Regions from separate parts of the Homo sapiens genome. Here all the other regions are linked to region 2. The links are chromatin loops, found by intact Hi-C in ENCODE. Cell type or tissue: heart right ventricle. All regions are shown on one strand. Each heading gives the region's core, and the rest is flanking DNA. Links, peaks and the distances in the headings are about the cores only.

Region 1 (10,535 bases), core at 1,780-9,779, 100 kb after region 2:
CCCTGAAAAGCTAATCAGATATGTGGCTGAGATGATAAAAAAATTGGATGTGTGTTTATCCAGAAAAATCTTTATCTCTAGCCACATTTCAAAGCAAAAGAAAAGGGTGTGGGTGTTCATTGGAATGATGACTGTTTGTGGGGACTCACCAATTGTTAATTCATCATTAATGTTTAAAAGTAATATAAATGTTATGGGAGGGAGAGTTTATGACTGCCCAGGGAGATGGCCTTCTGAGAGTCTCCTAGAAAATATGGAAATTATCAAATCCACACTCAGGGTGATCTCATGACATATTAATGTATGTGACCCCAGCAAATTTGTCCCAAAAATAATAAATTTTATCTTTGGAAATGAGGAACCAGTGCTACCTAGAGGACTGTCTTCTGGAAGTCAACACATACTTCCTGTAAAGGTATCTTCACTGCTCCCTCCTCCTTTGAATTGAGGTGGGCCATAACCTGTTAGTTACTCTTTTGTTCAGCCAATATGTATCAAGTGTGTGTTCATTTCCAGACCCTGTGCCAGAAACTGCTGGGACAATGGGAACGGAACAGCCATGGTTCCTGCCTTCAGGGGGCTTCCAGTCTAGAGGAGGAGGAGAGATGGCTGCACAAGCCTCAGCAATCATTGTGGTCAATGGTGGGGAGGTGCTCATGCTCTGGGTGGTCACAGGGGCACAGGGAAGCCATACTTGAAAGATGAAGAAGAGTCAGAAGAAGGGGAGAGGGAAGGACACTTACAAAGGTCTTGCTCCAGGAGCTCAAGGGCTGGTGCCCATGTGGCCCTCTGCACCTGCTATTCCCATAGCCAAGTAAACACTTCATGCAGATAGACCTTAGAACCTTCCCTCACCATCTTCAGAGCTTTGCTCAGTCATTGCTTTTTCATGGGACCTTCCTTGACTCTCTGCTTAAAATTGCAGCCTCCACTTCCATCCCCAGCTATTCCCTCAGCCCACTTTGTGTTTTATTTTTCTCCCTGTCACAAACCACCTTCAGATGTACTTATGTTCCACTTCCTTATTGATTCTGTCTTCCCTTTCAGTGGAATGGATGTGCACTCTTCATGAGGGTGGAGACTTTCATCCCTTTGGGCACTGCCCTATCTGCTCTGCCTGGCATAGAAAAGACACCCAATAAATATTTGTTGTGTGACTAAATGAAGCAGGAGAGATCATCCAGGGCCAGGCAGGAAGGGCTTATAAACCTTGTAAGCCAGTTGGCCTTCCTCTTGAGGACAATGGCCTTTGAAGGTATCAAGCAGAGAAGTGATATGGTCCAGTATGCATCTTCGAAGGAGCAGCCAGGTTGCAATGTGGGGCATGGGCTGGAGGGCAACTTCAGATCCAATTCTGTGGTGTCCTGAAATGTGACACCCTTTGTACAGCCCAGAAGCTCGGAGAGCCCCCGGGGCCTCCCAGACTCCTCTGTTAGCTCATTCTTCTTTCTGTCTCTGCTACATTTGTTCAAATCAGTCTTCCTAACATATCAAATTCATTTTTGTCATCTTGGAAATAAACTGGAATCTTGCTATAACCATATTTGCTGCAAAGCAGATTTGATAACCATTCAGCCACTATATAAGTATCAAAAATATCTCATTAAAAAGGAGCCTTCAACAGATGGTAATTTTAGCTCTGCCATATAGCAGCTAATGGCTTTGGGCAAGTTGCTTAACCTCCCAGAGCCTCCTGGTTTCCTGTCTGTATAATGGGAGTAACAGTACCTGCCTTACAGGGTTGTTGTGAGGGTTAAATAATTAAAGCCCTGGGACCTAGGAAGGTCCCTTTTTCCACTTCCGTAGGCATTAATTAATAAACAGTCTTGGGCTATTTTCTCTCTATAGGGTCCTCTGTGTCTTCAACAGTAACAATAGTTGCTGCGTATTATTGTTTCAATGATTTTTAAAATTGCCTTCTGTAAATATTTGGGGATTTGGACTAGCTCTTGTTGCACTGTATATCATTCATATGAAAGTTCGGGCTTTCTGCTTCTCTTCACAGGGAGCCCAGCAGTCCTTGGAGGCAGCAGCTCAGAAGACAGGAGAGCCTCAAAGTTGTATAAATAAAGCGCTGATATGTTCAAACAGAAAAGAATTTTACACGCGCAAGCTGCACATCGACATGACGCCGTTCCTGAAGGTGATCTCACACTGAGAAGACGAGGGGTTTTATAGACACAAACACAGGAATTCCAGTTAATACACTTCTGCATGGTACAAAAACAGCTTCAGAAGTCCCTCAGAGCTCCTGCATTATCAGAAGGGACAGAAAATAGGCAGTTTGTAGCAGATGAAGAAAGAACAAATTAGGACAGTAATCACAGCCAGCCATCGGGGACAAATCAGTCGGGTGTCTGGTTTGGGTGGTGGGGGACAGGGAACAGAGAGGAGAAAGAGTAACTTTAAACCACCTCATAAAACAGTCAAATATAATTCATTTTATCTTGACAGTAGCTAAAATAATTGTTACTGTTTTACCACTGTCACTTGGTAGAGTTGATATTACTACTATAGAGAAGACTGATTCTTGAGTTAACTATTTAGACGTCAACTGCAAATTCCTTTCTGGATATCTGGCCTTGCTTTCTGTTCTCTAAGAGTTCATTGATCTCACAAGCTCAGCTTCATTTCAAGTTAAGGGTTCTGAGGGTTTCTATAGTGAGGGTGGCATTTGTCCATCTTTGCAATACTCCCTCCCACCCCAGCATCGAACACAGTGCCCGACACATGGAAGGTGCTCATTAAATGCTCCATGAATTGGCCCATCCTTTTCATCGCACACTCTCTGGTTTAGGGCCCCTTTCCTACCCATTCTTTGCCCTCCTCAGAGCTTACTGAACTGGAAATAAATAGCCATGGAGTGAAAGAAACTGACCAGGAACACAGCCAGGCCTGGCATGGAAGGATCTCAGATCCTTCATAGTACCCTTGAGGAAATATTCCAGGCCTTTGATAAGAAATGACTGAGAAAGACAGGAATGGGGCAGAAGAAACCAAATACTTGCGGAGTGCATGATGGTGGCTCTATCTAGTGCTATAGACTGGCAGGGCCTTTGGAGGTCATGAGGGTCACCCTCCGAATTCCCTGGGCTGCCCCAATCCCAATTCTACAAGGTGGGGCTTTGATTAAGAGTCATGCATTTGCCCAAAATCTGTCTCTGTCCATGACTGGGCTCTGCTTTTCGGGGCTTCCTCTTAGATAGGCTCTTCCCCAAGGGTGGCAAGTTGGCCACCAGCTTCTATTTCCCAGGTCATTCCGGTACTGAATATAAACCAAATGTGGGTCACTTATCCATACCCAAATGAAATGCCATTGGCCCACCCTGGAGCCACAGGGACTGAAAATGGGAAGAGAAAGGATGTCTGACAGAGGAAAATGGGGTACTGAAAACTATAAGAAGGAATTTCAGCTACTCAGGAGATTGAGGTGGGAGGATCGCTTGAGTCCAGCAGTTCAAGGATGTAGTGTGGTATGATTACACCTGTGAATAGCCACTGCAACCCAGCCTGGGCAACATAGTGAGACCCCATCTCTATAGAAAAAAAAAACTACAAGAAAGAAGAATGATTCTGGACGTCAAAAGAAAAGATATTTGTTACGAGTATTCAAAAAATACTGCCATACTCCATGACTTATCTGGTGAAACTATCCCTTTTATTCTTAGCAACAGTTTAGTTCTTCACTTAGGGCTGAGAGAATTATGAATCGTACTTTCTGGGAGGAAATATCATCACAGTCACCATTCATTAACCAATATTTGAGCACCTGCTATCTACTATGTGTTTGGCAGTTTCTGGGCATTTGGGATACATCAGTAAACAAAACAGACCAAGATCCCTACCCTGCTCCAGGATAGTACAGGTAACAGACAACAGACCTAATACACAAGCAGAGTGTGTAGCATGTTCAAAGGTGATAGCTGCTAAGGAAATGAGATAAGAAAGTGACTCACGCCTGTAATCCCAGCACTTTGGGAGGCCAAGGCGGGCAGATCACGAGGTCAGGAGATCGAGACCAGCCTGGCTAACACGGTGAAACCCCATCTCTACTAAAAATACAAAAAATTAGCCGGGTGTGGTGGTGGGCACCTGTAGTCCCAGCTACTCGGGAGGCTGAGGCAGGAGAATGGCATGAACCCGGGAGGTGGAGCTTGCAGTGAGCCCAGATCACGCCACTGCACTCCAGCCTGGGTGATAGAGTGAGACTCTGTCTCAAAAAGAAAATATGGAGCATCTAAGAACGCAGAATTCAAAGTGGGGAATTTTACAATAATTGCTTGTATATTTAGTATCCACAATGCTTTTGTATTACACTTTTTTTGTCCAGCAATTTTGGCACAGTATTATAGAAGGAAAAGTGTTGTCATCCCTAAGGCCCACTTTCCTGTCCACCTCCCTCAAGACTCACAGAAATGGCAACTCAGCCTGCTTCCAAAGGACTCACGAAGTACACGCTCGGTACACTTTCTGACTCCCAGACCAGTCTTTGCCCCAAAGACCTTCTCTTGGAAATGTTCAGTGTTCACTGCTCTCCCTAGATAGACCTTCTCCTTATGGATGTGGTAGCTCCCAGATTCCTGGGGATTGCCATGTAGTAAGACACAGTCTCAGGGTAGTACAGACAAAGATGATGAGTTCAAACAGAGAAGAGCACACAGGCTGTCCTCCACACCTGGAGCTGTGTGGAAACCAACTCATCCTATACATTCATTTGTGTATCTCCTGCCTGTCCGCAGGGCATGTCATTCATTTTTGCCTGGGGCATGTAGGAAGCATTGCACGTTGCAGGGGATGAGGGTAGGTGATAAGAAAGGTCAAGGCAGAACAAGGGAATGGAAAGAGATAAAAATAATCACAGTTGCTAACATTACTGAGGACTTATTCTGTGTCTGGCTTTGTTCTAAATTGTATATGCATGCATTTATTTAATTCATAAAATGAATCTAAGTATGTAGAATTACTCCATTTTACAGATGAGAAAACTAAGGCATTGAGAGGCTAAGTAACTTACCGAATGTCACACAGTTGGTAAATGGCAGAAGCAAGATTTGGTCAGGCAGCCCAGTTCCAGTGCCTATGCTCAACCATCTGTTATAAAGCCTCACTGCAGCCCCCAGCTGAGCCCTGTCCAATCAAAAACACTGCCTATCATGTTAGCTAAGCATCCAGCACTCCTTCTAGAAAATTCCATTCCTATGGACACATTCCATCTGCACCAGGAAGATTTTCTGACCCCACAGGATTTTGCCCTTCCCTCCAGTCCCACTCAAGTTCTGTGGAGACAATATAAAGCTTTCTCTCCCACTGATCATTCGGTTCCCCTCAGCCAACATATTTTTATTTTTAGACAGTCTCTCTCTGTCACTCAGGCTGGAGTGCAGTGGCACGATCTTGGCTCACTGCAAGCTCCCCCTCCTGGGTTCATGCCATTCTCCTGCCTCAGCCTCCCAAGTAGCTGGGACTACAGGCGCCCGCCACCATGCCAGGCTAATTTTTTGTATTTTTAGTAGAGACGGGGTTTCACCATGTCAGCCAGGATGGTCTCCATCTCCTGACCTCGCAATCCGCCTGTCTCAGCCTCCCAAAGTGCTGGGATTACAGGCGTGAGCCACCGTGCCCGGCCCCCTCAGCCAACATATATTAAATATGCTCTGAGTATCAGACACTGTGATAGGCACTGAGGATACAGAGATGAATCATCTCTATCCTTGACCTTCCAGGGAGCCTAGAATCTAACAGGAAGATAAACAATGAAACAGGTAATAGCACAATGTTGTGGCAGAGGCAGGCTCACGTTACTACAGGAGAGCATTCATTCATTTTCCATTTGTTGCATGTGAACTTCTCACATTTTAAGAACCTCTTTACAACACTGAAGGCAGGGTTTCACCATGTTGGCCAGGCTGGTCTCAAACTCCTGACCTCAGGTGATCCACCTGCCTCAGTCTCCCAAAGTGCTGGGATTACTAGCGTGAGCCACTGCACCCAGCTGAGACCAGCCTGTTTTCTAAATCAAAAAAGAAAAAAAAATTTTTTGAACCATGTTTTTAAAAACTCAATTTGTGTTTTTTCAAAAAGAAATGGTAATTGATGAATGAATAAGGATAGAGGTTTTTTTCAGGGACTTTTTAAATTATCAGGGTTAGGTCATGGTAGTAGGGAAGAAAATAGCAATAATGCCTATTAATGCTAGATATCAAATTGAATATCCTTATACTCCACATTGATATCAAAGGATGTGTATGTTATGCCCAGAACATCTGAAGAATGAGAAATAAGCTTCCACCTCGCAGTTCCCACACAGTTAGCATATAGTGCCCTCAAATGCAAGGTAGAGGAATTGGCCTGAACACGGACAACAGCCAGCCATGCCTGGAGTTAGAGCTGCCCCACCTGTTTTGAGACCAGTCCCAAGCATTACGTATGTGGGCAGGTGTACATGCATCCCACGAAGCAGAAGGGGGCTGCCCCGAAACCTGTGGATTTCACATACAACAGGAAAATAATGCTTGGCTTAGGACATCATCCAAAGATGGAGCAGGGTGCCTTAGGAGATAAGTTCTTGTCTCCACAATCATTTAAACGTGCCTTGATGACCACTTGGCAGGAAAGTTGTAGAGGGATCACGAGCTGGTCTCAAGATTTAATGGTGCCAGGACACTTGAATAATATTCCCAGGAAAAAATATGTATGAGTGTGTTCTATTTCCAAAAAAAAAAAAAACAGAATTAAGTATAATATTATCAATATTAAAGTGTCAGACTAGTAGTTGGGAAGCCCTGGGTGGGGCAAGGGGTACTTCTCTGACACTCTGATACTAAGTGACCTTGTGATGCTTCTGAGACTCCATTTTCTCTTTAATAAAACAGAAATAATAATACTGGGACCTGACAGGGCATGGTGGCTCCCACCTGTAATCCCAGCACTTTGGGAGGCCAAGGCAGGTGGATCACCACCTCAGGTAGTTCGAGACCAGCCTGGCCAACATGGTGAAACCCCGTCTCTACTAAAAATATAAAAAATTAGCCGGGCATGGTAGCATGTGCCTGTAGTCCCAGCTACTCAGGGGGCTGAGACAGGAGAATCTCTTGAACCCGGGAGGCGGAGGTTGCAGTGAGCTGAGATCGCACAACTGCACTCCAGCCTGGGCAACAAGAGCAAAAGTCTGTCTCAAAAAAATAATAATAATACTGGGAACTCCATACCTGCCTCTCAACAGTGAAGCAAGAATTACATGAACTAATAGTTTTGAAAGAATGTTCACATCTGTAAAGGACTCAATTCATAAGGGAGAAAGGAACATTCACTGATCCCTGCTAAGGGCCAGGCCCCTCACATATTGAGCCTTGTATAATCTTCCTGTCACCCTTCCCAGTAATTGTGCTGATCCCCACTGTGCAGATGAGGAAACCGAGGCTCAGAGATGACCAGTCACATGGCTGGCAGCAGAGGGAGCTAGGATTCAAAGCCAAAAATCCCCACAATATCAGAGATCTATGAGGTCTGTCTGTTCTGTTCCTGTGTACCTAGTTGTACTTCTTTGTTCTAGCTGCAGAACCCAAGAAGGGAGCAGAGATTTGATATTATATATTAATCTTTTTTATCTTAATAACACAAGATACTTTATGATTTTTCATAAGGTCTTTTTTTTTTTTTTTTTTGAGATGGAGTCTCGCTCTGTCACCCAGGCTAGAGTTCAGTGGCGTGATCTCGGCTCACTGCAAGCTCCACCTCCCGGGTTCACGCCATTCTCCTGCCTCAGCCTCCCAAGTAGCTGGGACTACAGGCGCCCGCCACCATGCCCAGCTGATTTTTTATATTTTTAGTACAGACGGGGTTTTACCATGTTAGCCAGCATGGTCTCGATCTCCTGACCTCGTGATCCGCCCACCTTGGCCTCCCAAAGTGCTGGGATTACAGGCGTGAGCCACCACGCCCGGCCAAAATCATAGTCTTTAACAAAGACAATGTAGGGGACTTTTCTGTTACACAGGAAAAGTTATACTACCTTGAAGTTGAAACTTTTGAATGAGATCCTGATTTTCTTCCATCATTTAGAAAGTATTGAAATTAGTCATTTATATTCATGTATCATATGGTATGTTACATGGAATTTCCAAATGTCTCTTCCTGGTTAAGCCTTTTGAGAACTCTACAATTATTTATTATTACTCCCATTTCACAGGTGTAGAAGCTGAGGTTCTATGATAGGTCATGCAGCTGGCTCAAGACAGGCTGGAGGCCGCACTTCAGACTCCTGCAGCACATGCTCCTCCATCCTCCCAGCAGCTCCCTAAGAAAGCCTGCTGTGGTCCTAAAAGTAACATGCCCAGCAGGGGGGCTGTGCATGAGAGTGGAGGGCAGGATGGCTGGAAGGTTTTCCAAGGAAAAGATAACCTAAGATCACTTGTCCAGCATCTGTCGGTTTCCAGTTGAAGAAACTGAGGCTCAGGGGTTAAGTAACTCCTATGGTCTGTAAGACATCAAGTGTAGTAGTTAGGACTTGAGTGCAGACAGCCTGACTGCAGGACCTGTACTTCAGCCACCGGAGAAAGCGCCTCTCACATGTTGGTTTCAATGCTGTAGTTTGTGTTCACAAAGTGTTTGTGACTCTTCCTCCTCCTCTCCCAGTCTTATAATACCACACTGCTGCCAGTGCTCTAAATACAGCTCAGTCTTATCAGTGGTTTGCTTGAAATTCTTTACTGTGTCCCCATTGGCCCTCTGGTTAAATTCCAAGCATCAAAGATGTATTTATTTTACAAATAGAAAAATATAACATGTGCAATTTTTCTTAAACTCCGAACTGTAACATGCAAGATCTGGCCTGTGTCTAATTTACACTGTCCACACACTGCCCCCGCACCAAACTATCCCCTAACCAGCACATGCTGCTTCCTCTGCTTGGAATTGTTCTACCTTCCCTTCACTGCAAGATTTAGCACTGTGTCTGCTGGTAAACAACCTTCCCAGCCTAATTTAGCTTCACCTCCCATGAGGCCCTGCAGAAACCTGTCATAATCTGCCACAACATTTATCACGCTGCATTGCAAACTGACTTGTCATTTCCCCACAAGCCAGTGAGCATCCTACGAATACATCTTTCATCTTTGTGCCCCCGGTGCCTATCTCGGTACCTGGCACACAGCAGACACTCAATAAATGTTCATTAGCTGAATGAACAGAGGAAGAGCAAACAACCTGGCCAAAATAACAGAACTGGGATTTGAATTTACAGTCCCTCCATTTGTTTTGCTCACTCACCAAGTATTATTACCTGTTTCCATCACTCTGTTTTAATCATGCATTTGTAACTCAGACTAAAAGTGACATCACATTTTATTTAGGTTTAGTTTCTTTAATTCAAATTTTGAATCTGAAATATATTCAGAAGGTTTTTTTTTTCAAATTTAAGTAGAAAACAGTATGCCTTCCAGCTGCTCAGCTCCCTTCCCTTGAACAACTGGAGTTGCTAGTTTCCTGTGTCCCCTTCCTAGAATGTATAATGCATATATATAAGCAAATACAGATAGATACATACACAGATAGATATTATATGCAAATCTTAGCATATTATACACATTGTTCAGAGTCTTTTTGTTTGTTTGCTTGTTTGTTTTTTTAGATGGAGTCTCACTCTGTCATCCAGGCTGGAGTGCAGTGTTGCGATCTCGGCTCACTGCAACCTCCGCCTGCTGGGTTCAAGCGATTCTCCTGCCTCAGCCTCCCGAGTAGCTGGGACTACAGGCACGCACCACCACACCTGGCTAATTTTTGTATTTTTAGTAGAGACAGGATTTCACCATGTTAGCCAGGCTGGTCTCGAACTCCTGACCTCAGGTGATCCACCCACCTGGGCCTCCTAAAGTGCTGGGATTATAGGTGTGAGCCACCACACTTGGCCCAGAGTCTTTTTTTTTTTTTTTTTTTTACTTACTACATCTTGCAGTTCTACGTTAATTCATAAAGAGATGCTTGTAGGCCAGGCGCAGTGGCTCACGCCTGTAATCCCAGCACTCTGGGATGCCAAGGCGGGTGGATCACCGGTCAAGAGATCGAGACAATCCTGGCCAACATGGTGAAACCCCATCTCTACCAAAAATACAAAAATTAGCTGGGCGTGGTGGCGGGCGCCTATAGTCCCAGCTACTTGGGAGGCTGAGGCAGGAGAATCACTTGAACCCGGGAGGCGGAGGTTGCAGTGAGCTGAGATCGCACCACTGCACTCCAGCCTGGCAACAGAGCGAGACTCCGTCTCAAAAAAAAAAAAAAAAAAAGAGATGCTTGTGCTTTTTAATGGTTGCATCATATTCCATTGTATAAGCTAATAATAATTTATTTAACTAGTCCTCAATTGATGGGACATTTAGGCTGTTTCCAATCTGTTGCAGTGAATGAATGACTTTAAATAGAAGTTATTTCACATGTATATTCTTTTTTTTTTTTTTTTCAAGATGAAGTCTTGCTCTGTTTCCCAGGCTGGAGTGCGGTGGTGCGATCTCAGCTAACTGCAACCTCCACCTCCTGGGTTC
Region 2 (10,535 bases), core at 1,748-9,747:
CCCCTTAAGCAGTGCAAACAGATCATTTGACTACATTTGATGAAAGGCCTCATCCTTTGCTAACAGTGAGTCCCAAATCTCTTTGTGCGTACATATTGAACAATCTTCAGAAAATCTTCAGGGAATCTTCCTTTACTGTGTGCGTTAACTTCAATGCGAATTATTCAAATATATCAACAGGAAAATAAATCTTATTTCATGTTTGGTGGTTGTGATTTATTTATTACCTCTTAGGAATTATTACATAGGATTTCCCCTTTATTTCTGCTGTTCATGGCCAATTTGAAAAAAGAAGAAAATAATGATACCACTGGTTTCAGGGATATTGGTTTCAGAACTTATTAAAAATAAAAAGAAAAGAGTAATTTCTACAATTAGTAAATTGCCATCAAACTGAAATGCCTTAAACTAACATTTCCTCTCCTTCCCCCGCCAAAAAAGGAAAAAAAAAAAAAGTAATTGCTCAACTTCCACAAGAATTTTTTCTAAAAATCTCAAGGCAGCTTTTTTTGCTTCATCAGAATTGACAAGGAGGATATAGTAAACTGAGAGAAACATAAAATAACCACAATAATTCTCATCAACACAAAGATGACATAGAATCTTAACAAAGACCCTTAAGGAATCCCACTACAAAGGAAAAGGAATTCACCCATAATTACCCACTTCTCATGCACACTAAGGCTATCTGACATATGATATTAGCCAGCTCTGCATTCAGTCATACTACCAAATTTCAACAGTCATACTTTTCAATCAGAAGAATGATCTTTCAAAGAGATTGTTGAGTTTTAACTGTGTTGTGTATGAGAATCTTCTCTCCCCCTTCCTTCCTTCCTTCCTTCCTCCCTCCCTCTCTCCCTTCCTCCCTCCCTCCCTCCCTTCCTCCCTTCCTTCTTTCCATAAGCACCTATTGATCACCTATTATGTACCAGGCATAATGCTAAGTAAAGGTGAATAACATACACCTGTTACCTATAAGATGAGTATTTAAACCATTCAGACAGCAGATCTTGATACTTTTGGATGGGCAAAGATGCACCTTGGGAAGAGGATATTGTCTTCTATATTGGGGAAGGAGGGGTAAGGAAGGAGCAAGAAGGGATCGCTGGTAAGAATGATTGCACTTGGAAGACAAGTTTGTCTTCAGACAAGTTTGAAAGGCATAGTTACGATCCACTGCTAATATTCTTACCATTTTACTTCCTCTCCTTCTTCCTCCTGTGGATCAAACATTTAATGGCTACTCAGAACCACCTTAAATGACCTCCACTCTAACCTATGATATGTGATCTATGTGTTTGTACGCAGGATACATGTATTTATATCACAGGCTCAATTATGAAGGTGTGCTGTTTCAAAATCTTTTTTTCCTCTCCAAATACTGTGTCCTAGGAACATTCATGCCTTATCAAAAAGGAGTAAGGATGAATGAAAGAGAACCCCCAGTAGGTTTTAGAAAAGGTATACACTGAAATTGTTTAAGTACACATTTAACATTTACTAGAAATAGCTCTGATTGCAAGAGAAAATTAAAGTAGACAAAAGCCTATAATCAGATTTATGCTATCTGATCATGTAATTAGACCTGGCTTTTAGGCCATCCTAACAAGTTTATTTGAAAAGGAAGAGAGATCATTGTTTATTGGAACGGCAATAATTTGGGTTTCTTTAATTGACTCCTGGTGTGAATACGTTGATGCCTGCTGCTAAGAGGCAACATGGAAAGTTTCCAGGAAAAGTTCACATTCCAGGAGAAGCTTTGGAATCTACTTTCCATTGCAACCCAATTCAGCCTTTGGGTTTGAGTTTGTAACAAAACACCAGCTTTCAAAGGCAGCCTCACCAGGCAGCAGCCTCCACAGCAGTGCCAGGGGCTGGGTAAGGAGCCCGGCACTTGGCTGGCCCATCAGGATAACAGAGGGTGTTTCCAAAATCCATCCTTCCCCATGTCCAAAGCACTAAGGGTGCCGAAGGCTGTGGCTACGAGAGCCAACAATGATTCAGAAACTGCCCTAACATTCTGATATTAAGTCAGCCCGAGAGAGGCCGCGATGAAGGCAGGAGGGGAGTGAAAGAGATTTCTCCTTCCAGTGCTCCCAAATTCCCAAAAGCAGTGTTGCCAGTTGCCTGCAAAAAATGAATATACTCCCTAGAAATTTAATAAGGTACAAAATAAAAATAATCCATAACCCACTTGTAAGCAGAGGCATGTTTCAAAGTTCCTCACTACTCTCTGCCCTGACAAATTGACATTTTCCTTATAGGGAGTTTTAGGAGAGAAGGAAGGTAGAGACTGGGGGTCCTGAAAGAGGAAGTGGAGATTTCAAAGACTGGTTTGATTCTGACAGCCTAACTGATACCAACTCTCTCTCTCTCTCTCTTTTGCTTTCTCACTCTGTCTCTCTCATAACAACTACCATTTGTTCAGCACATCCATGGCACGTATTACCTCAGTTCATCCTTACAACAACCTTGCAAAGTTAATGGTATTATTCCAATATTACAGATAGGGAAAATGAGGTTCAAAGAGGTTAAGTAACCAGTTCAGGATCATAGGGTAAATTTAGCCAGGATTTCAACCTAAACCCGTCGGACTCCAAAATCCAGTCAGCTCACTGCCATCCCAGAGTACCTGGCTGCACTCTTCCTGCCATCCCCATGGCTTGGCCAAGGCAGGCAGGGACAGCAGTGGCAGCCAGTCGTCCTGCGCATGAGGTCATATGATGTTTTACTCTCTAAATCAGTCTCTATTTCCTATAGCTCTCTCTGGAAGAGATCAAGCATTTTTATCCCATCTTCTTCTTTTTTTCTATTTCGGTCTTACCTTTCCAGGAAATGGAGAGCCATTGGCCAGAATAGAAAACAAAAGCAACCCCATGTCTCCATCTGGCCCACAGGTTCCCTTGAGGCGAAGGATGTGGGGCCAGGCTGAGCCAGAACAGGTGAAAAGCTTCTTCTCTCCACACATTTTTTTTTCTTTTCTTTTTTTTCTTTCTTTTTTTTTTTAACGGAGTTTTGCTCTTGTCGCCCAGGCTGGAGTGCAATGGCACAATCTCAGCTCACTGCAACCTCCGCCTCCCAGGTTCAAGCGATTCTTCTGCCTCAGCCTCCTGAGTAGCTGAGATTACAGGCATGCACCACCACACCTGGCTAATTTTTAGTAGAGACAGGTTTTCACCATGTTGGCCAGGCTGGTGTCAAACTCTGGACCTCAAGTGATCCACCTGCCTTGGCCTCCCAAAGTGCTGGGATTACGGGCGAGAGCCACCATGCCCAGCCTGAGAGCCACCTTTCAAAAGCGCAAATCCAATCAACTGTGCTGCTTCAGAACTTGTGAGGGCCCCCCATGGAGAACCCCTTACACTGACATACAGGCCCCACCTGATCTGGCCTCTACCCACTCCCACCTTCACCCCTTACCTTCTTCCTCCTTGCTGGTGTCCCCAAGTCACACTGGCCATCTTTCAGGTGGTGAGCCAAGCACTCTCTTACCTCGGGCCTCAATCTGGGAATGCTATTCCTACCCACTCCACGCGCATAGCCCAGCAGGCTTTCTCTCTCTATGGTTTAAGCTGAAATGTTCCCATCTCAGAGAAGATTCCACTGACTCCACTATTTAATTAGGTACCTCTCCATCTCCATCATTCTTCGGCTAAGTTCCCTATTCAATTCCTTTTTGGAACTTACTACAACTTATATACCTTTTTTCTTTGTTTGTTTATTGTCTGTCACCCCATCCAGGCCCCCAGCACAGAGCCTGGCACATATTAGATGCTCAAAAAAAATTTGTTAAATGAATGAATGCACGAGCTTCAAAAATTGTTTGAGTTTTCTTGATAGGATGGCTGTGACAATCAAAACTAATTGCATCCAATATACATCAAAGATACAAAAAATTGCATCTTTCAAGAACTACAAGATGCCACTTTCTGCAGAAATGCCAATACATAATTACAGGAAAGAAAAAACTCATGATTGGTGCAAGAAAAAACTGACCAAGCGTTATCATGTAATATTTTAATGATCCGTTTATATGTCTGCTACCCCAGTGGATTCTGTGCTTTCTGAGAGCTGGAACTGGGTTTTGTTTCTATTTTATGTCCAAATCATAGCACAGTGCCTGGCATATACCACTTGTTCAATATCTGTTTGTTAGGGGGAAAGAAGGGAAGAAAGGAGAGAAAGAGAGGGAAAAGAGAAAGAAGGAAGGGAGAGATGCAGGGAAAAAAGGAAGAAAGAAGGAAGGAAGGAGAGAAGGAAGGAAGGAAGGGAGGGAAGGAAAATAAGTTTCAAGTAAGAATGTAGCAGTAAGCCTAAGAAATGCCCAACAGATTCTTTACAACTGACAATTATTGAGTCGTAGGATCTCTGAGCTGGGAATGACCTTTATTTGTCTAATTCCCCAGTTGAAGATTTGAAGAGAAATTTCAATGCAGAGAGACTAAGTGGCACATAGCTAGTTAAAACATAACCAAGATAAGAACTCAGGTTTCCTAACCCCAAATCTATACCATGCAGGTTCCTTCTGGCAGAGAACTAATAGGCTGAAACTACAGTCACACAAATCTGATTATTTGGGGCAAGTACAAGAGGGTTTCTAGTAACTTTGCAGTTGCAAACCCTGATGCAGCTGAAGCCTCTTGATGAAGCCCTGAGAATCTATACGAATCAAATCCAAGAGCTGTGTGCCCTGCATGAGCTCATCCCACTTCCAGTCTCTTGCTGAGAGGCTGTCAAGCTCTCTGCAGAAGAGTGGCGTCTGGGTGTTTATACATGGATGTGCAGCAGTGACACTGTAGACATCTTCTGTGTAGTGTAAATATGAAGTGGTCATCTTAGCAACCTTCCTTCCTCCCTCCTCCAGCCACAATGCACCTGGTAGCCACGAACCCTACCATGTTGGTATAACATGGACAAATCATCACAGTTGCTTCCTCTGAGCAGTCCCCCAGATTACAGTTGATGTGAGGTTAAGTGGCTGATCCAAACTAGACCAAGTTGGGCTTCCCCTGAAAATTACTGGAATTGAAAAGAAGTCAGGCTAGGCACAGTGGCTCACACCTGTATTCCCAGCACATCCTTTGGGAGGATGAGGTGGGAGGATTGCTTGAGGCCAGGAGTTCAAGACCAGCCTGGACAATGTAGTAAAACCCTATCTCTCAAAAAAAAATTTTTTTAATTAGCTGAGCATGGTGGCACACATACCATTGGTCCCAGCTACCCAGGAGGCTGAGATAGGGGGATCACTCGAGCCCAGGAGTTTGAGGCTGCAGTGAGGTCTGATTGCTCCTCTGCATTCCAGCTGGGTGACAGAATGAGACCCTGTTTAAAAAAAAAAAATGAAAAGAAATCAGTCTCTCTTTAGGTCCCCAGGCTGTCAGATGAGTCTGGATGCCATCCATGGCCATCTTATGGGCCTCAGAAATAAGAAGCAGCAATAACACTAATGCCACCCAGGTCCCTGATCCTACTGTTCCTGAGATGCAACTCAGTGTCATCATCAGCATCATCATCAATCATCACTAACCCTTTTTCTCTAATATGGCCTGCATTAAGTTTCTGTCATTTGTAATCAAAAGGGCCCTACTAATAAAATACACTATTTTTTAAAAAACTTCAAAGAATAATTAGACTAAAAAGAAAAAAATGAGACTTTCCTATATGCACTTCTTATTGCCTAAAATGTCTCTTATTCTGGAAACTATCCAATAATGCCAACTTCTAAAAAAAAAGTGGTAATTGGGAAAAGGGTGGGAAATAATAAAGCAGATAAAACGGTAGATTTGGCATCCCCACAAGTATTGTGTGTCCGTCTGGGTCCTCCAAGAAGCGGATGCCAAGACAGGATTAGGTGTGCAAGAGATTTCTTGAGGAAAACACCTGTGAAGGAAGATGAGGAAGGAGCCAGGAGAACCATGAGACTGGGCACAGGTCCGCCTTGGGCATAGGAGAGAGGGAAGGAAGGTTGGATGGAAGTGTCTCAGACTGCTGTGCAGTTCTAAGAAAGTTCCTCAAGGATATCGGGAGTTCTTGAGCCAGTCACCCATCAGAAGAGTCCCATATCTGCAGCATCTCCCAAAATGGAGCCTGGCTACCATAGCATCTGTCATACGCAGTCATTGGCTGGGAGCAGCCTGTGAGAACCTTAGCCTCCAGAAAAATGTGGTGATCAACTCAGAGCATAGCAGCTAGAACCCTCTATCAATTACACTCCTCAAAATTAGAGATCTGAGGGGTGCCTTTTCATGGCCACCACGGGGTGCTGTTCTCTTCGCACGGCCCCATTCAGTACCTGTTTCTTCAACATCCTCCTGAAAGCCACCTACTCCTCTGTCCTGATTTATACCAACCGAAGTGCTCTATCCCTCTCTGAATTCCCAAGGTATTTTCTTGTCCCTCTCTTACACAGCTTCATGCTTTCTATCTTGCATTACTTTCTACTTCATATTGTGTGTGTATATATGCAGCACACTCAGATACAATGAAACCTTGAAGACTATTCTGGAATGGGTCTGAGGTGGGGGTGGAGGCTGCTCACCTCATCTTCTTACTCTGGGCACTGGAATCTTGATCTGAATCCTCAGAGTTTACCTCATTTAGATATCTGCTTTATTCCCTTTATTCTCAGACTCTTATTTGCTCACATTTTAACATTTCTAAAATTGGAGTGCAGCTTATAATTTATGTCAAAAGAAATTTGCCACCTGCTGGCAGGAGAGTGAGTTGAGAAGGAGTTGTTACTGTCTGCCTGTGGGAGAACTTAGCGAGGCATATTTACAATAAGTGAAGCAAATATTTATTGCTGAAGGCATGACTACACTTTCATGTCTTTCAGCGAAACATCAGACAAGCACTTCAGAGGACACAGGAAAAGGACTGCCAGTCTACACTATGGGCACTGTAATTATATACAATAAAAATTGACAGATATCTCAGGAGAAATAGCAGAATTTTTAAAGTTACAGGAGTTTGGTGTGATCGGCTCATTCATTGAAAAGTCACCCTCAGGTTCCAAACATCTTTCAGAAGCTTCTGGGTGACTTTGGGAAGAAGGTTTTACCCTATAGAAAAGAATAATTTAATTAAGGGAAGGACAAAACTATGAGTTTAACCAAACAGGAAATACAAATGAAACCCTGGTGTTCCACAATATGGCTAAAAATTAGACTGCCTAGCCTACATTTGCTAAGGAGGTCAACATCACCAGCCCACGATTGGAAAGTAGAGAATCTCCATGATGCTATGCACAACTGCCAATGGTTACAGATGATTCCCATGATGCTATGCACAACTGCCAATGGTTACAGATGATTCCCATGATGCTATGCACAACTGCCAATAGTTTCAGATGATTCCCATGATGCTATGCACAACTGCCAATGGTTACAGATGATTCCCATGATGCTATGCACAACTGCCAATGGTTACAGATGATTCAGAAGAATCCACAGACTACACCTGAAAGAGGTTTATTATCAAACACTGAATGAGATGCTGAAAAAGAATATATGGATAAATATTATTTTTAGTGTTCATATTTATTATAGTGGTTTTTACCCCCTTAAAACCTGTTATTAAATCAGTAGTGTACCTAAAATACATGGCATCTTGGAATTGAGGAACTAGAGTTAGTATAATAATCAGTGGCATAGTTCTTTAACTTTTGGCTTTAGGTTGATGCCAAAAGGAATTGTTAAGAATGATTAAATCCACACCCTGTAAAGAGAATTCCATACAGTTTACAATATTGAGTTGGCAAAGATCAGTATAGGTAACACAATTCACTCTCCCTCCCTTGCCTATGGAAGACATCACTGAACATCCATGGAGCTCTTCTTTGCTAAGCCAGGAGTCTGCAGAATTATGCCCAATCAAGTCTTCTAGGCAGTCACTACCAACTGATTGAACTTGGTACATGATAGGAATCTTGGCTGCCATCCGTATGCTATATTCTTGTATGGAATGTGACTCTGAAGAATATACAAGGAGCTCTAATACATCTCTTTCTCCACCCTAAAGAGTTAGTGAAATCCAGCCAGAGCAATCAGACAAGAGAAAGAAATAAAGGACATCCTGATTGGACAAGAAGAAGTCAAATTATCCTTGTTTGCAGGAGATACGATCTTATGTTTAGAAAAACCCAAAGACTCCACAAAAAATAACTACAGCTGACAAGTTCAGTGAAATTGCAGGATACAAAATCAACATACAAGAATAGTAGCATTTCTATATGCCAACAGCAAACAATCTGAAAAAGAAATTTAAAAAGTAGTCCCATTCACAATAGCTACAAATAAGATACCTAGGAATAAACTTAACTAAAGAGTGAAAGAGCTCTACAATAAAAACTATAAAACATTGATGAAAGAAATCAAAGAAGACACACAAAAAATGGGAAAATATTCAATGTTCATCGATTAGAAGAATCAATAATTTTAAAATGTCCATACTAGCTGGGTACAGTTGCAGTTGCCTGTAGTCCCAGCTACTCGGGAGGCTGAGGTGGGAGGGTTGCTTGAGCCCAGGAGGTGGAGGCTGCAGTGAGCTAAGATCATGCCACTGCACTCCAGCCTGGGTGACAGAGCAAGACCCTGGCTCTAAGAAAATAAATAAATAATAGAAATGTCCATACTACTCAAAGTAAACTGCAGATTCAATGCAATCTCTATCAAAATATCAATGACATTCTTCACAGAAATAGAAAAAAAAATCCTAAAATTTATATGAAACCATAAAAGATGGAATAGCCAAAGCAATTCTGAGGAAAAAAGAACAAAGCTGCAGACATCACATTACCTGACTTCATATTATACTAAAAAGCTATGGTAACTGAAACAGCATGGTACTGACATAAAAACATACATGTAGACCAACCGAATAGAGAACCCAGAAATACATCCACACATTTATAAACAACTTATTTTCAGCAAAGGTGCCAAGAACATACATTGGGGAAACCACATGCTCTTCAATAAATGGTGCTGGGAAAACTGGATATCCATATGCAGAGGAATGAAACTAGACCCCTATATATCACCATATACAAAAATCAAATCAAAATGGATTAAAGACTATGAATCTACTAGAAAAAAACATTGGGGAACGACTCCAGGACTTTGGTCTGGGAAAAGATATCTTGAGTAAGACCTCAAACCACAGGCAACCAAAGCAGAAATCAACAAATGGAATCACATCAAGCTAAAAAGCTTCCAGGACAGGTGTGGTGGCTCACGCCTGTAATCCCAGCACTTTGGGAGGCCAAAGCGGGTGGATCACCTGAGGTCAGGAGTTCAAGACCAGCCTGACCAACATCATGAAACCCTGTCTCTACTAAAAATACAAAAATTAGCTGGGCGTGGTGGTAGGTGCCTGTAATCCCAGCTACTTGGGAGGCTGAGGCAGGAGAATTGCTTGAACCCAGCAGGCAGAGGGTGCAGTGAGACGAAATCAAGCCATTGTACTCCAGCCTGGGCGACAGAGTGAGACTCCATCTCAAAAAAAAGCTTCTGCACAGCAAAGGAAACAATCAACAAAGTGAAGAGACAACCCACAGAATGGGAGAAAATATTCACAAACTACCCATCTGACAAGATATTAATAACCAGAATATATAGAGAACTCAACTCTATAGGAAAAAATCTAATAATCCAATCAAAATGGTCAAAAGATCTGAATAGACATTTCTCAAAAGAAGACATACAAATGGCCAACAGAGATACAAAAAAATGCTCAACTTCACTAATTATCAGAGAAATGCAAATTAAAACTACAATGAGATATCATCCCACCCCAGTTAAAATGGCTTTTATCCAAAAGACAGGCAATAACAAAAGCTGATGAGGGTGTGGAGAAAGGGGAACCCTCATATACTGTCAGTGGGAATGTAAATATGGTTAACAATAATACAGCCACTATGGAGAACAGTATAGACATTTCTCAAAGAACTAAAAATAAAACTACAATATGATCCAGCAACTCCACTGCTGGATATATTTCCAGATGAAAGCAAATCAGTATATTGAAGAGATACTGCCATGTTTATTGCGGCACTATTCACAATAGCCAAGATACGGAATCAAACCTGTTTCCGTCAACAGGTGAATGGACTTTTAAAACATGGTGTATAGACACAATGGAATAATATTCAGCCATAATAAAGAATGAAATCCTCTTATTTGCAACAACCCGGATGGAACTGAAGGACATTATGTTGAGTGAAATAAGCCAGGTACATGTTTTTACTCATATGTGGAAGCTAAAAAAAAAAAAGAAATCAAACCCATGGAGATAGAGAATAGAACAATGGCCACTAGAGGCTGGAAATGGTAGTGAAGAGAGGGGGTTACGGAGAGGATGGTTAATAGGTACAAAAATACACTTAGATAGAAGGAGTAAAATCCAGTGTTCCGTAGCACAATAGTGTACTATAGTTAACAATAATGTTCTGTATATTTCAAAATAACTAAAAGAGGAATTAGAATGTTCCTAATACAAAGAAATGATAAATGACTGAGGTGATGGATACACCAATT
Region 3 (10,535 bases), core at 1,365-9,364, 180 kb before region 2:
ATCACACACCGGGGCCTGTCATGGGGTGGGGGGCAGGGGGAGGGATAGCATTAGGAGAAATAGCTAATGTAAATGATGAGTTAATGGGTGCAGCAAACCAACATGGCGCATGTATACCTGTGTAACAAACCTGCAGGTTGTGCACCTGTACCCTAGAACTTAAAGTACAATAATGAAAAAAATTAAATTAAAAAAATCAGAAAAAAAAAGAAAGAAAACTGAGGGTTGCCATGGATGGTCAAAGTATCTTACATGAGGTCTCAGCAAAACTGAAGCAGCAGAGTCTGTATTGAAACCCTAAGTCAGCTAACCCCCAACCCATGTGCCACAAGAACCCCACTCAAGTTAGAAAGAGTATTAAAATATTGGAGGCCAAAAACACAGCACATAGACCTCTCAGAAGGGAAAAATAGAAAATGGGAAAGGATGGAAATGGATTTCATTTTGTTGATTGAAATTGGGAGATGACTGAATGAGGAAATATTTTGATTTTGTTTGGCCAGGGAAGAGCTGTAAATAGGCAGCAGAAAGTGGTTTGAAGAGAAACATACTAAACAAATGCCAGATATTCTTATCTTTACTGGTTATTTTGAACTTAGGCAAAATCATACTGAACAGAGAGTAAATAACCTGTATAGACAATTGCTTCTCTTAGTGCCCACCTGGGACTATAAAATGCCAGCAGAGAGGTCCACATTTGATTGCGCCTGACCTTGAAAACTCAGCTGAAGTCACTTTCTTTGATCACTCCTTTCACTCTACAACTCTTAGCACTATGAATTCAAATTTTCATTGAACTTCCTTTTGAAATTACAAAATAATATTGTATATGCTTTATTTCAAAAATGTTTGAGAAAATGGGCAAAGAAGGAAAAAGGGTAAGCCCCTGTAACCACCACCACTATCTAGTGAGTAGTCTTCCAGATCTATGTGCATGCCAACATGAACAGATGAGTATTATCAAATTAATTTTTGCCCAACATGATTAAATTCTTTGTTGTGATGAACAGCCTTGGTTTATTCCATTTATATAGGAACTGGAGGAAGAGATTTTTAAAACCAAAATAATGGTTGGGAACGTTGGCTCATGCCTGTAATCCGAGCACTTTGGGAGGCTAAGGTGGGAGGAACACTTGAGGCCAGGAGTTTGAGACCAGCCTGGACAAAAAAAAAAAAGCGAGACTCCCATCTCTAAATAAATTAAAAAACAAAACAAAACAAAAAAAACAGACGTGGTGGTGTATGCCTGTCATCCCAGCTACTCCAGAGGCTGAGGTGGGAGGATCACTTGAGGCCAGGAGTTCCAGGCTGCAATGAGCCATGATCATGCCAGTGTACTCACCAGCCTGGGTGAGATCCTGTCTCTAAACAAACTAACAAACAAAATAATTACATTTCAGGCCTAAGAAAAATATAAGGCAGAAATACCATTTTGAATGAGAGTTGAAATATTATTTTCTCAATTTGGAGTGGACAATAAAGGAAATTTGATAAAGAGCATCCATCAGCTTGCCTCCCCTGCAGCTCCTCTTACATAGAAGAAGCCCTTACATAGAAGAAGCATTCAGTTAGTATTTCTTGAGTGAATGAGAAATCATTCCCTTTTAGGATGGTTTTTGTTTGGGTTAAATGGTATCAATACTAAGAATCATGAAAACACATACACCCAAATATAAATGTTATAGAGTGCTCCAATTTTTATTATCACCTATTTTGGAATATTCAAGCCAGGATTCACTTCCATTTTTACCACAAGTGACATATAAAATTAGCTCCCCTTACTTTATTTTTTATTTTTATTTTTATTTATTTATTTTTTTGAGACAGGGTCTTGCTCTGTCTCCCAGGCTGGAGTGCAGTGGCACAATCACGGCTCACTGCAGCCTCAACCTCCTAGGCTCAGGTGATCCTCCCAGTTCACCCTTTCAAGTAGCTGGGACTATAAACACATGCCACCAGGCTCAGTTGTTGTTGTAGGGACAGGTCTCACTATGTTGTCCAAGTTGGTCTTGAACTCCTGGTCTCAACTAATCCTCCAGCCTGAGCCTCCCAAAGTGCTGGGATTATAGGCAAGAGCCACCACGCCTGGCTCCCCTGACTTTTTTTTTTTTTTAACCACTTTTGAGTCTTTAAGACTGCCTCATTATTCATCACATTTCACGCGCGTATACTTGTTCTCCCAAATGAATTGTAAGCTCTGCAGAGGTAGTGGGGTTTCTTTTGATCTGTTTTGTATTCTTCCCAGCACTTGGTACATGCTCTGCACACAGTGTATGTTAAACAAATGTTTATTGACTTTACTGAATATGTTGACTGTATTAGTTTGCTGGAGTTGCTGTAACAAAGTCACAAACTGGGTGGCTTAAGCAACAGAAATTTATTGTCTTACAGTTCTGGAGACTGGGAAGTCTGAAATTGAGGTGTTGGCAGAGTTGGTTCCGTGGGAGGGATGTGAGGGAGAATTTGTCCCAGGTCCCTCTCCTTGGCTTGTTGATGGTCGTCTTCTCCTTGAGTCTCTTCGCCTCACCTTCTCTGACGCACGTCTATTTCTGGGTCCACATTTTGCCTTTTTAGGAGGATGTGAGTCAAATTGCATTAGGGCCCACCCTAATGCTTTCATCTTAACTAATTACATCTACAATGACCCTATTTCCATATAAGATCATATTCTAAAGTAATTGGGGTTAGGACTTCAACATGTGAATTTTGGGAGCACATAATTCAACCCATAATAGTGACCTTTCACCAAATCATAAAAATTCAGCAGGAGATGAGGCTTTAAAAATCACATTAGCCTACCTGATACTTGAATCATTTTTTTAAACCAAGCCAAGAAGAGCATTTAGAATTTTAACAGTATATTTGGCAACAGGGTTTTCGGGTGGATTTTATTTTTTAACGCCCTCTGTATGCTTCCCAGAATGGTTCCCACTGCCTACGCCTCGAAGCCTTCATGTTGTCTGGAACAGGTGAGTACTACCTCAGGAAGGGATCTTTAAGGGATCTTTAAGCAGGATTGGAGAGACATTTCCCTGGATCTCAGTCCACTGAACAGCAGCCCCCGAGCACTTCCATGTGGGGGCTCTAAGCTGTAGGAAGATGCCTCTGGAAGCGCCAGACCCCTGAGAGTCTGTTAATTTTTTTCTATGAACCATTTTACTTTCAGTGAGTTTGGTCGTTAAAATTGTTTTGTGTCCCTCAGCCATGCCCCAGGCCCTGAGAACGAGGGAGTGTTGGTCTGCAAGAAAACCTAGTGGGTTTATTATTCTCTGACACAGAGAAACCAAATAACATCATTGAGTGGCTATTGGAGGGGGGGCAACTTGATTCATGGGGGTCATGCTTTCCCAGGCCCTCTCTACGCAGTCTCGGCTCAGACCAGGGCAGACTTTTATTACCAGCTTTCAACAAATCCCTAGTTTCTTTTGCAAAGTAAAACAGATAATAGAGACATTCCGGGAATAGTTAGCTAACTAAGCTGTGCCAGGCAACCTCCGGGCTAAGAAGAACTCAGTGTTTTCGGACAATGACCAATTACAATAACCAGTATTATTTGATCTGAGAGTAATTAGCCGAGGCTCTGTTCTTTTTGCTTCAGTGAGGAGGCAAAAAGGGCAATGAGGAAAACATCAGAGACAGGGGAAACGAGCTCAAATGTCAGAGAAAAACACAGTCTTGCAGGTGGGGAGAAGTGGAAGAGTTTCACTGGCCAAGATCCTGACTGAACACTCGAACATTGTTTTTCCCTGAAAATATGGTAGAATTTAACTTAACCAAAAGTTGTTTGAATTCTTCACTCTTACTGTTCATTTCCTTTAAAAAGCCTCCACGTAGAATAAAATATCAGGGTACAAAGAGTAAAATAGGTTAGGAACATAGAACTATGGACTACCAGAGATCTTTCACTGGGAGGGACAGGTATCTCCAGGACATCTGCACCCTCCACTCTTATTTTCAACAGCACTGTATAACCTGAAACCTTTTGGAGACAGGTTCTAGGGAACTACTGTTTATCACTTCATTCAAGACGTGCAGTATAGTCAGGCTCCTTCCCCTCTACCTAGAGATATGTGGATTTTAGCATGGCCCGTGGCTTTCTTTCATGTCACTATCAGCTTCCAAAGTAAATGGCAACTCTCAACCTGAGAACCATCTTAATACTCCATGCTGCTGCTGCTGCAGCTGCCCCTGTCCCATGGCAGAAGATAGTTCACCAGCCTCCTGCTATCACCCCACCAGCCTTTCTTTCGAGGGCTGAGCAAGGCTTGAATTCTCTGAATACCTCTCTGGCTTTTCTGACGATATAGCACCCATGGCCTCTGCGCCTTCCCTTGTCCCCTAGCAATATGTATTCACCTTTTCTCAGACTTCTGGCTTCTCTGCTCAGATCTTTAACACAGGAAGTAATGTCTAGGCTGGGCCCGGTGGCTTACGCCTGTAATCCCAGCATTTTGGGAGGACGAGGTGGGCAGATCACCTGAGGTCAGGAGTTCAAGACCAGCCTGGCCAACATGGCAAAACCCCGTCTCTACTAAAAATACAAACAATTAGCCGAGCGTGGTGGCATGTGCCTGTAGTCCGAGCTTCTCAGGAGGCTGAGGCATGAGAATCGCTTGAACCCGGGAGGCGGAGGTTGCAGTGAGCTGAGATCGTGCCACTGCATTCCAGCCTGGGAGACAGAGTGAGACTCCGTCTCAAAAAAAAAAAAAAAAAAAAAAAAAAAAGTTGGGGGGAGGTAATGTTTAGGGGTGTTTAGAGGTATGTTGTCTAATACAGTAGCCATTAGCCACATGTGGCTATTTAACTTCTTAATTTACTTAAATTAAGTTTAAAATTCCATTCTGTTGCACTAGCTGCATTCCAAGGATTCAGTAGCCACATTGGAGTAGTGACTATGATATTGGACAGAGCAAAAATAGAATATCTCCATCATCATGGAAAATTCCATTGGCAGCGTTAGCCTGGATTATCACATGGGAAAATTCTTGGCTCTTGGAAGGGCTCTGTGAAAGGGTTAACATTGGATGGGATATATACTATGTACCTAGCAGGGTGCTACATATATTATTATATTTAATCCTTACAAATATCATTCCCAGGTCAAACAGGAGGAAACTGAGGCTGAGAGAAGTTAAGTAACTTGGCCAAGGTAGTCCAACTAAGTAAGTGGTAGAGCCAGGATTCATCCGGTACCCAGGTCTCTGTGGATTTGGCTGTTGAATCAGGTTGCAGATGTGGCGAGTAACAAGCAGCCGAAGTGTCACTGGCTTTTCTACACAATCCCTTCAGAGGTGCAGTGGAACCATTCACAGGCCTGTAGATGAATCCCCGGGGCTTGCTTGAGGTTTGATGGTGATCTCCTTAATGTGGGCCTAGTAGGTACGCACTCACTTTTTAGATTGATTGGCAAATTGTAGGACAGCTTCTGCAATGTTTCTTCCTAGTATTGGATGTATTTCTGACTGTGGGCATCTACTACATCCCAAACTGAGAACATTTAAAAAGTGCCTACTCTATCCCTGCCCTGTTCCTCTTCCTGTAGGTCTAGGGGGAAAACCAAAGAACCCAGTTGAGCTCATACTGACCAGCCTGTCCTGCACCTCAGAGGTCAGTGGCAGTGCTGTGGGTGGGAGACTTTTATACTCAGAGCCAGGCTGTGCTAGGAAATCAAAACTGCTGTCCCAGACCCCTGAGAACAACCAGATTTTAGTAGTATGGAGTGATGGGTTAGTAGATGGTGTTTTACGCAGTCACAAAACTCAATTTTCATTTTTTCTTATTGTTTGTGTTTCTATTCTGGACTTTTAAGATTACATGTAGCTGTCCCGGCCCCCAGCACATCTTTTAGGATTGATACACAATTTTAATTATTTTTATGACTTTTATAAGCAATGGGGCCTGTGGCAATTCAGGTGGGTTGGAATGAATTTATTATCCTTGCCCACAGGGATGAGCACGCTCTTAGGCTGCTGGCAGAAATGGAAATTGGTACAGCTCTTCTAGCTGATAGTATGAATCTACAGCTCTTCTAGCTGATAGTATGAATCAAATACTTTAACATGTTGTATATATCCTTCAACCGAACATCAATTCTAAGAATTTATCCTAAGGAAATATACACAAACCCACAAAGATTTCTCTTTGAGAATATTTGTTACAGCGTGATTTTAATAGTACTACCTCCATCCCAACAATAAAGGAAACAACTCAGATAGGAGTCTAGCTCTGTAAATTATGATATGCCTACATAATCGAACGATAACAGCCAGTAAAATAATGTCCTAGAAAGTGATTCAAAGTTATGGGAAGATGATCAAGGTAGTTCAATGGAAAAAGTAGGTTATAAGAGCATGTATAGTATGATCCCATTTTTTTGTAAAACAAAAACTATACCTGTCTAAAAGCAAAGGACTGAAGAAAACAAAGACCTCAAGCAATGGTGATTATCTTTGAGTATCAGAGGATTATCTCAGAGTGATGGGCTAGTCATAATTTTCCTTCTCTGCATTTTCTAAGTGCTCTACAAATAAGTATGAATTATTTTGGCATTGGAACACTTCTCACCTCTTGAAATGTTACTAGAAGGACTGATTTATCACAGGATTCTTTACCTTTAATAGCAGATTCTCATTAATTGGGCGGGGGGTTTTCCTACCTCTGCAAGATACTCCTGTCATGTTTGGTAGTTAACATCACAAACCTAAGAGTATGAATTCACATTTACCTTGGAAAGGTGCTGGTAGGCAAATTAACATTTGTGATGTTCATTTTTTTATGCCAATGTTTATTTTTAAAGTAGGGGTTGTAACCAGTGGATAATTGTTCCAGCGGGAGTTAGAGGTGGTGGCCACATGTACAACTATGACAGTAAAGGCAATTGGTAACAAGCAAGGCCATAGGTGACAGGAAAAAGCATAATGATACAAACACGGAAGATGTCAGTAAATCAACATTTGTGCCCAAAAAGTAACATTTGTTTTCCCGGGACTCTTTCCTCAGCCTTGCAAAAAGAGCTCAATGTGCGATAGCAAGGCGGCGATTACTGGGGCACTTGCCAAAGGCCCAGATCCTAATGGTCTTGCTACCAGTGCTGCCAGTGAAGGTTTGTGTTCATGTGGGGTGGAGTTGGCTTGTACAGGGGAGACCGACACACACTTGGCTCCTAGGAGGAAGAGACTTCACTTGCCCGCTTTGCCCTGGTGACCACCTCTACCGGCGAAGGAGAAGGAGAAGCAAAGTGCAGCAGTCATAGTTCAGAGGCTGTGAGACTGGAACAAGTCCAGAAACCACCAGAAGCCCTGAAACAACCCTGTGGGGAGGGTGAGGGTAGGTTCTGTTGGTTGAAATGGAAAATCCTAAAAAAGAGGTCCTTGCACTAATTAGTACCTACCCTTCTTTTATTCATTCACCTGGTTTAAAAAAAACAAAAACAAAAACCTGTTCTTATTTTATTTTTTTGAGACAGGGTCTAGTTCTGTCACCCAGGCTAGAGTGCAGTGGTACGATCGTGGCTCACTGCAGCCTCGACCTCCTGGGCTCAGGTGATTCTCCCGCCTCAGCCCCCTGAGTAGCTGGGACTACAGGTGCATGCTACCACACCTGGCTAATTTTTGTATTTTCTGGTAGAGATGGTTTTCACCATGTTGCCCAGGCTGGTCTTGAACTCCTGGGCTCAAGTGATCCTCCCACCTCAGCCTCTGAAAGTGTTGGGATAACAGACATGAGGCACAGCTCTGGCCAAATAACCTGTTCTTATAAGAAAAGGGGTGCCCCTAATACCCCTGTAAACTCCATTAGCCTTTCTTGGCTTCCCCAGACACTCTACACAAACACAGTCTAAATAAAAACAATATGCCTGCCATGCTAACACAAGTTTAAAACAGGTCTCCCAGCCTTCCCTGTCCAATCAGACTGCAGCCCCTCAGCCCTCACTACAGGGCAGTTCAGGAGCCATCTGTTGTGGGTTAATGCTGGGGGAGTATTCGAGAGAACAAATCGCTGATTGGGGTGGGACTGTGGAGGTGGAAGTTGATAGATGCATTGCTCCCCACCACCTACCCGCCCTCCCCATGTCCAGAAGTTCATATTTAACCAGAAAGCATGAAGCCTGCAGAAAGTGGATTCAGGGCCAAATTTTGGCACAAACTTCACCTCACTACCCAATAGTGTGGGTGGACCAGCTAAAATTTGTTCATGAGATTTCCCCTGAGTCTCCTTCCAGAGAGATCCTAGGCTCTAGTGATTTGTACTAACATTCCTCTTCCAAACGTCCATTTCATGGGCCCTAAAAAACCTCTGCCTGGACAGGATACCCTGGATGAGGAATATATCTGCCAGTCCTTCTTCAGGCCACAGCAAATGAGTAGACTTCTACACAATTCCTTTTTCTCCTAACTGGCCTGGAAATTTGCAAGGATTTGGAAATTTGCAAATTTCTTCTCTATCTTGCCTATGAAGCAATTATTCCTGAGTTTGAAAGTAGTTATCTGTTTGCAGAAACAGTTTCATGTCTTGGGAATCAAATAGCTCAAATTTTTTAATGCAAATCTTATGCAAAAATTAGGTAAATTAGAATTCTGGGCCAAGACTTCCAGCATCTCTGCATCATGGCACCTGGAAGGGAAATAATATCTGATCTTTCTTGCTTTAAGTCAGTAGGTGTATTTGACATTAAGTAAGCCCATCTATGTCTGCTTAATTGGGGATTTACTGTGGTGTCTCATGGCCATACAACTTAATTCTGAATGTCAGACATCAGTCCCATGATCAGCTGCCCGCTGGGATATGCACAGTTTTCCCTCTTGTGCCTTTCCAGTTATAAACCTATGTGTGGGTTGTGGAGTTGGGTGTACATAAATGATTGGCATTAGATGAGCAAAGCCTTTCAAGCATTGTAAGTAAATGGGAAACATGAAGACCCACAAGCCACCCTCCCCAGCTTCATGTCAGGCCTCTCTCCCCATTTTTGTCCTGGGCCAGCCAACTGGCCTTGATTCCCTTCTTAAAACTCTGGCTTCTCCCTCCCACTCTAGGGTCTGTGTAGGTACCACAGATCCCTGTCAGTCAAGGCCTGCCTCTTTCCTGCCCTCCATTCTTCAACTCTCAGCTCAAATGCCACTTCCTCAAGAAATCCTTTCCTGACCACCTCTTCCCATTATAGGTCAGGTATTGAGGCTATCTTAACCCTTAAAATAAGGTCAACTTGAGGATTTGTCCTTACTGTGATTTAGGTACTTAATTATCTCTCTGCCTCTGCTCCATCTCAGGGGAACCAAAATGTTATACCTGGGCTGCTATAACAAAATACCTTAACTGAGTGATTGCCAATTAATAGAAATGTATTTCTCACAGCTCTGGAGCCTGGGAAAACCAAGACCAAGGTGCCAGCAGCTTAGGTGTTGGGCAAGGGGTCTCTGCTTCACAGATGGCACCTTCTCACTGTGTCTGCACAGGGCAGAAAGAGCAAAAGGGCTCTCTCAAGCCTCCTTTATAACCTAATTACCTCCCAAAGTTCCCATTTTCTAATACTATCACTTTGGTGATTAGGTTTCAACATAAATTTGAATTTTGGAGAGATACAAACAGTCAGACCATAGGATTCTTTTCTTCACAGTTGTACTTAGACATCTGTGTGATAATTTGATGAACATCTGACTCCTCTACCTGAGCTGCCAGAAGACAGTCTTGTCCTGTGTCTCCCAAAGCCAACCACTTACTAGCACATAGTAGTTGCTCAATAAATGTATTTGCTCATCTCCAGATATATATTTCAACATAAGATCAACTTGAGGATTTGTCCTTACTGTGATTTAAGTACTTAATTCTCTCTCTTCCTCTGCTCCATCTCAAGGGAACCAAGAGAGCTTCCTAACTAATAAGACTGGGTGAGCTTCAGAAATGCTGCAAACAAGTGTATTTTCTACCCAAGCTTCACCCTCCAGAATCACCTCTTTAGAATTCTGTGCTTTTCCCCCTCCAGATTTCTGTGCTTGCCACCCTTGGAGTCCAGAGCCTTGAACATGTTTTTTGTTTGTTTGTTTGAGACAGAGTCTTGTTCTGTTGCCCAGGCTGGAGTGCTGTGGTGCAATATTAGCTCACTGCAGCCTCTACCTCCCAGGTGCAAGTGATTGTCATGCCTCAGCCTCCTGAGTAGCTGGGATTACAGGTGCATGCCACCACGCCCAGCTAATTTTTATGTTTTTAGTAGAGACAGGGTTTCGCCATGTTGGCCAGTCTGGTCCCAAACTCCTGGCCTCAAGTGATCTGCCTACCTCAGCCTCTCAGAGTTCGATCGTATTTTGAATCAGGCCTTTCTACTTGGTTGGGGCTGCAGTGTTCCTCCAAAAAGAATCCTTGATTATATATTTCTGTTTATAATTATATTTCTGTGTCTTTTATGTGTACATGGTGCCCAGACACACGGTGGAGGGCAAGGGAGCTGAGTGATAGAATGAGGAGATTTTTCCCCTTCAACTTAGTAACAGGACAGTCAGTAAGAGTTTAGTATGGGGGTTACTTTTCCAGTTGCCATCAAC

The links. Hi-C counts contacts between places; a loop is a spot of excess contacts. Peaks named below come from ENCODE experiments on the same cell type or tissue, not always from the same donor. Only the 100,000 strongest peaks of a DNase experiment are listed, where the experiment ranks them.
Region 1: it touches region 2 in a loop (2.1-fold over the local background); 5 of 110 quality-filtered maps call a loop at or near these places.
Region 3: it touches region 2 in a loop (2.1-fold over the local background); 34 of 110 quality-filtered maps call a loop at or near these places.

What each region holds. Positions count from the first base shown.
Region 1 is chr2:202,152,668-202,163,202 of GRCh38, forward strand. KIAA2012 reads left to right here. Exons shown (of 24, transcript NM_001277372.4): 14 at 2,006-2,143. Among named protein-coding and RNA genes, the nearest start is that of KIAA2012-AS1, 41 kb to the left of the region's middle. In heart right ventricle, for the core only: a CTCF peak has its summit at 6,335; no DNase peak of the experiment used is centred there; H3K4me3 peaks cover 614 bases; H3K27ac peaks cover 1,934 bases.
Region 2 is chr2:202,050,104-202,060,638 of GRCh38, forward strand. LOC124906114 (a long non-coding RNA gene) reads right to left here and starts at 5,242. Exons shown (of 2, transcript XR_007088053.1): 1 at 5,209-5,242. In heart right ventricle, for the core only: a CTCF peak has its summit at 6,723 (motif pointing left); no DNase peak of the experiment used is centred there; H3K27me3 peaks cover 1,582 bases.
Region 3 is chr2:201,869,358-201,879,892 of GRCh38, forward strand. CDK15 (cyclin dependent kinase 15) reads left to right here. Exons shown (of 14, transcript NM_001366386.2): 11 at 2,921-2,969. Among named protein-coding and RNA genes, the nearest start is that of CDK15, 68 kb to the left of the region's middle. In heart right ventricle, for the core only: no CTCF peak of the experiment used is centred there; no DNase peak of the experiment used is centred there; H3K27me3 peaks cover 897 bases.